2 separate regions of the Homo sapiens genome follow, and region 1 is linked to region 2. The links are chromatin loops, found by intact Hi-C in ENCODE. Cell type or tissue: heart left ventricle. All regions are shown on one strand. Each heading gives the region's core, and the rest is flanking DNA. Links, peaks and the distances in the headings are about the cores only. Region 1 has its middle 18 kb from the start of ADI1. Region 2 has its middle 7.2 kb from the start of ALLC.

What was found. A loop is a pair of places that touch in the nucleus more often than their neighbours do. Peaks named below come from ENCODE experiments on the same cell type or tissue, not always from the same donor. Only the 100,000 strongest peaks of a DNase experiment are listed, where the experiment ranks them.
Region 1: it touches region 2 in a loop (4-fold over the local background); 15 of 110 quality-filtered maps call a loop at or near these places.

The regions. Positions count from the first base shown.
Region 1 is chr2:3,535,756-3,538,658 of GRCh38, forward strand. It overlaps a transcript of RNASEH1 not described here. Among named protein-coding and RNA genes, the nearest start is that of ADI1, 18 kb to the left of the region's middle. RefSeq lists enhancers at 137-1,336, 244-538. In heart left ventricle, for the core only: CTCF peaks have their summits at 364 (motif pointing right) and 1,168; DNase peaks (open chromatin) are centred at 696 and 1,153; H3K4me3 peaks cover 1,193 bases; H3K27ac peaks cover 1,487 bases.
Region 2 is chr2:3,649,554-3,652,456 of GRCh38, forward strand. It overlaps a transcript of ALLC not described here. Among named protein-coding and RNA genes, the nearest start is that of ALLC, 7.2 kb to the right of the region's middle. RefSeq lists enhancers at 1,998-2,277, 2,388-2,903, 2,388-2,627. In heart left ventricle, for the core only: a CTCF peak has its summit at 1,613 (motif pointing left); DNase peaks (open chromatin) are centred at 818, 1,628, 2,278, 2,658 and 1 weaker place; H3K4me3 peaks cover 802 bases; H3K27ac peaks cover 771 bases.

The DNA of each region.
Region 1 (2,903 bases), core at 219-2,718, 110 kb before region 2:
TGAAAGTGCCATCCTGGCTGCTACCTGGAGAGGGAGGAGCTGGGGGAGAAGGTGCGAACCCACCAGGAGCTCTGCACTAGTACAGGCAGGGAAGGACGCAGCCTGCAGTGGAGGTTAGGGCTGATCAGACTAGAGATGTGTTGAAAATGGAACCAAAAGCCTGTGCTGGCAAACTGAACAGGGTAGGACACACAGCGGGGTCCAGGCGTGAGCACTGTCGGTCCCGGCCACGAGAGAGCCAGCACCAGGTCCTGTACTGACCACAGACACGTCACTGCCCCAAGACAGGGCGGTCGTGTGCTGCTCAGATGGTTAAAACAGAAAAAGAACATTGCCAGCAGAGGGAGGGCCCAGAGACTAGAGCAGGATCTCTCTGCCTCTTACTTTACACATTAGAGAAAGGAAAGGACTTGTGGAAAAATACTAATTTCATTGCACTCACAGAGTAGAGAATTTTAAAAGAATGACGTGTGTGGCTTTATCTGGTGAGTCACATGTCATACAGGGAAGAACGGTCGGCCTAGAGTCAGAGGAGCTGACTCGGCTGCAGTTTCCTCCCTGTAAAATAAAACAAATGGGCCTTGACAAAGACCTTCCCGGACCAAGCTTGCGTCCACCGCTCCGAGTCCCCTCCCCTCTGGGACCAAGCTTGAGTCCACCCCTCCGAGTCCCCTCGTGGACCAGGCTCTGACCTTGGGCTCTGTCCTGGGCTGGCTCCGTTTGAGCAAATCCTGCTGAGCCTGCTTGGGGAAACCCACCCTGACTCCTGACGTTTCCACTTAGGAATTTCTGTCCACAGGCCCCACCCCTGCTCCGGGGCTGTCAGCTCCCACCCATCCCTGTACTCGGATTTGAGCCCCATCTCTCTCCTTTTCTGCAAAACCTCACTGGAGTGGGCCCTTGAATAATGCCTCTTCACACCCTTAACAAGAATTTCCTTTTTTTCTTTACCAAGCATCCCAACCTACCATTTCAGCCTGCTCAGGCTGCTGGGACAAAATACCACAGGCTCGGGGGCTTGAAACAACAGAAATCTATTTTCTCCCAGTTCTGGAGGCTGCAAGTCTCAGGTCAAGGTTCCCGCTGGTTCCGTTTCTGCAGAGGCTCCTTCCTGGCTCGCAGAGGCTGGTGCGTGGTCTGTCCCGGGAGAGTGCCCCTGCAGGCAGGAGGGAGCACGAGCACTCTGGGGTCTCTCCTTATAGGGACACCCATCCCATCGGGTCAGGGCCTCCCCACCCTTATAACCTTAACCCCAGTACCTCCTTAGAGGCCCCTCTCCAAATGGCCACGCCAGGGATTAGGGGTTTGACATGAATTTTGGGGGATCCATTCAGTTCCTAAATGTGATCCCCATCAATTTTCTTCTGGGTTTCAAAATGTTAGGTTAAAGCATGTTGTCTACCTAAAAGGAGCACACTACATATTATACGAATCTCAGATACACACACTGTGCCATGTCACAGAGTTTCACAGAGCAGATGGGAGCTGCAAAGACTGGGGTGGGATCTGAACACCTCAGCTAAGCATGTGTCCACCTGGCCACTGGGGTTTCTGCTGGTCAGAGTCCCACAGCACCGATGCCCTTTACCTGCCCTCTTTGAAGGCAGACCTTTCGAATATTTTTTATCAAATATTTATTAACAGGTATTACAACATGATTCAAAGATCAAGGTAACATATAAAAAGGCTAGGCACAGTGGCTCATGGCTCTAACCCCAGCGTGTTGGGAGGCCGAGGCTGGAGAATTGCTTGAGCCCAGAAGTTGAAGACCCGCCTGGACAACGTAGTGAGACCCCAGCTCTAACAAAAATAAAAATTAGCTGGGAATGGTGGCACACACTTGTAGTCCCAGCTACTCAGGAGGCTGAGGCTGGAGTATCACTTGAGCTCAGGAGGTGGAGGCTGCAGTAAGCTTTGACAGCGCCACTGTACTCCAGCCTAGGTGACAGAGCAAGACCGTGTCTCAAAAGAAAAAAAAAAAGATGAAAGAAAATCTTTTTGGCTGGGCACGGTGGCTCATGCCTGTAATCCCAGCACTTTGGCAGGCCAAGGCAGGCAGATCACCTGAGGTCAGGAGTTCGCGACCAGCTTGATCAACATGGAGAAACCCCATCTCTACTAAAAATACAAAATTAGCTGGGCATGGTGGTGCATGCCTGTAATCCCAGCTACTCGGGAGGCTGAGGCAGGAGAATTGCTTGAACCCAGGAGGCGGAGGTTGCGGTCAGTTGAGATCGCACCATTGCACTCCAGCCTGGCCAACAAGAGCGAAACTGTCTTAAAACAATTTTTTTTTTTAAGATAGCATACAGGCTGGGCACAGTGGCTCACACCTGTAATCCCAGCACTTTGGGAGGCCGAGGCGGGTGGATCACATGAGGTCGGGAGTCGGAGACCAGCCTGGCCAACATGGTGAAACCCTGCCTCTACTAAAAATACAAAAAAAGTAGCCGGGCGTGGTGTTGGGCACCTTGTAGTCCCAGCTACTCCGGAGGCTGAGGCAAGAGAATTGTTTGAACCCAGGACGCAGAGGTTGCAGTGAGCCGAGATGGCACCACTGCACTCCAGCCTGAGCAACAAGAGCAAAACTCCATCTCAAAAAAATATATATAATATATATATATAAAAGATAAAAAGATAGCATACAAAGACGCACACCCCAGCAAGTCTCATTACCGCCCTGTTCCCACCCACAGCATCCTCTCCCCATTCCCAGTGTAATAGAGTAATACTTCACTGTTTGTGAATTTTTATTTATCCTCTTTGACACAAAAGGCAGCCTGCTGTAACATGAATCAGGTACTTTCCTTTTTCCACTTAACAGTGCCCAGAGCACCTTCTGGTCTGTGGGTACTTATGGGGTCTGTCACTCTAACGCTGTTTATTCCACGGCCGCTTCAGGT
Region 2 (2,903 bases), core at 190-2,689:
AATATTAAATACTGAAGTAAATGTGGTTTACACATACATTTAAGAAAGATTAATAGAAATAAGATCCATGTTACCCAGTGATTCTGGTTCAGGGGTGCGGGTGGCCCACGCCTGACCTGGCAGCTCAGGGTGCAGGGTGGGCTCCAGCCCTGGAGAGGACGCTGTCCCATCGCAGGGCAACACACCCGCACTCACACAGGGACCGGGCAGACACACCAGGGACTCACGTGCACACGTGTGGACGCGGGAGGAAACCAGAGTGCCCAGAGACAACCCACGCAGACATGGGGAGAACAAACAGACGCCACAGACAGCGGCCCCAGCTGGGATTCAGTGTTTTTCCTCATCAGTGTTACAACGAAGCAAGGTTGGATGAAACAATTCGAGGACTTGCTGCCCGTAGCTTCCCCAGCTACAGCTGTTCAGCAGCGTCTAAGACGTTTTCCAAATTTGTTCTGTGAGGAACTGGACGTGATGCATTAGTGCCCTGGAAGGCACGGAGCCGTCATCTGTGGGTCTTCACCCCTTTCTCCCCTCTTATGTCTGATTCTTGCAGAAAACAAGAGCCGTTCGGCACTGGCTGCACAGTGCCCTCAATTGGAAGGGAAGAGGGCAGCGCTGGCTGAGAGGGCAGAGGAAGCCGGGACACCTCCTGGAGGAGGGAACACTCTCTGGGTTCTGGGGTTTAGGGAATTAGATAGCAAAGCCCTGTTCCAGGTTCCTGCAGGAGCTCCCACTGCTCCTCCTGGGGGCCGGAGTGGCATCCACAGGGCTCTCGGGGCAGCCAGGATTCCCTGTCTGTGGCCGGCCACCGGGCTGATGGCCCCTGAGTTGACCCAGGCAGCCTGCCTTGCCAGGACTGATGCTGAGCGCTGTTTGCTGGCTACTGAGTGAGAGAAACAGCGCACCACGGTGACTGTCAGGTGGAAGCCTGGTGAGGCCTGGGCAAGCGGGCAGCTGCAGCTCCAGCCCCAGCAGCACCTTGAAGCCCCTCGGCCCGGTGAACATGTGGGCCCTGGCAGCCACCTGCCCCATAGTTCTGTGGGGGTCAGCAGTGCGTGCACCTCCCTTCCAGATGCTCTGCTCCTGGGGCGTCTCGCACTTGTCTGGGGCTCAGTTTACTCCCATACAGGCGAGGAGCTTGGGTACAAACACCTCTGCCTCCACACTACCCCTCCCATGTGGGTACCCACTGTCACGCAGTCCCCACCCTGCAGACCCTCCACCAGGCTTCATGGAGGGGAGTCTGTGTTAATAGCAGGCACAGTGAAGGCGCACGGGGCCTTTCTTTGTACCTGGTTAATTCAGCAGTGTAGGATTATGCTTGCTTTAAAGCAAACGTGAGGGGCTATAAACACTGGGCCTGAAGTCAGAACCATTACCCTGATTTTATTCCCATAACTTCCGAGGAGGAGACCTATTGTGTAGACTGCAGAATCTGATCTGCAAAGTAGGAGGGAAACGGTTTGGTTAAGGAGAGAGCCGGGATTTATTAGGTGCTGCATTGAGGCATGACCGGAGAGCTGGCACGCGTGTATTTCTCAGAGCCCTCTGAAGCGTGGGCTGAGATGGATGAGCGCAGACACACAGCCTGGGGCTGCCCGGCGGTGGCGGCGGATCCGTGGCTCCATACTGCCATCTAGTGGGAAAAGAGGACGAGGACGGCGGCGCCCACACAGGCGCGGGGAGGTTTGCAGAGCCACGGAGGGCGCTCAGGCCGCCGATGCTTGCGGGAATTCTTTTTGGGTGGGTGGGTGGGTGGGGGGGGTGTGTGTGTGTGTGTGTGTGTGTGTGTGTGTGTGTGTGTGTGTGTGTGTGTGTGTGTGTGTGTGTGTGTGTGTGTGTGTGTGTGTGTGTGTGTGTGTGTGTGTGTGTGTGTGTGTGTGTGTTAGGAAGGGAGACGAGTTAAAGGCGTAGAAAGGACAAAGAGCAGGCGGGAGCAGGAGGCAGAGGCCGAGGTGTCAGACTCTTCAGAAAGCACCCGGCCTCGCTCCGCGTGAGTTCTCATCCTCAGTGGCACCCACGTTGTGTCCCTGCGGTGACAGCAGCCACGTAGACCTGACGACCGAAAGAGCAGTCAGGAGAAAGAAAGGTCACTTTGGCCGTTGATGGCAAAGACGAACTCTGGATGGAGGCTGGGCCAACCCCATGCGGAGCTCCATCGGCCGGGGAGGCGGGAAACATGCCCGGCGTTTCTTCAGGGGCAGGACGAGATCCCTGACAGATGTCGCGTGGCTCTCAATCGTCCTTATTCGCGGGCAGCTATTCATCCGGATGCTCCTCCCTTAGGCCTGAAACTGCTCTCGCGCTCTGCCCACGCCGTAGAAGGCAACTCAAGGTCACTGCATGGAAACCGTGCCCTTCGCTTCCCCTGTGGGCCCATCAGGGTCTGTGGCCGGTGAGGGCTGAGGTCACCAGACGCAACCCGGCTCAGCTCAGCAGTTCGGAACCAAGAACCACACGTTTCTTAGTTGCAAGCAGGAAAATCGCAGTCGGGCTAATTTAAGCACAAAGGGAATTTGTTGAAAGCGTTTTGGGAGCTCGCAGGAATTCTGGGAGGCCCGGAGCCCCGCCTCGGTGCGTGTGGAAGGGAACAAAGCCCATGGATTGTGCCGCCCACCACGACCTGCAAGGGCCCCTCGGCTGCCAGCAGCAGGTGCGGGTGGTTGCTAGGCTGCCCGCTGTTGCTATGGAAGCGGCTGTGCTGCTGTGTTTGCATTTCACTAGCTTCCTGTGCAGAGCCTGGGGGCCGGTCTGTCTGGTACCTAGAGCTCGGGGCCATTTTGTGGGCCTGCACAGGTTGTGCACTGCACAAATCCAGAGCCACTATTCATAGAGCTACAATCCGCACAATTCTACATGGAAGCTTTGTAGGCGTCCATGCCTTAGATACAAAGGAGGCT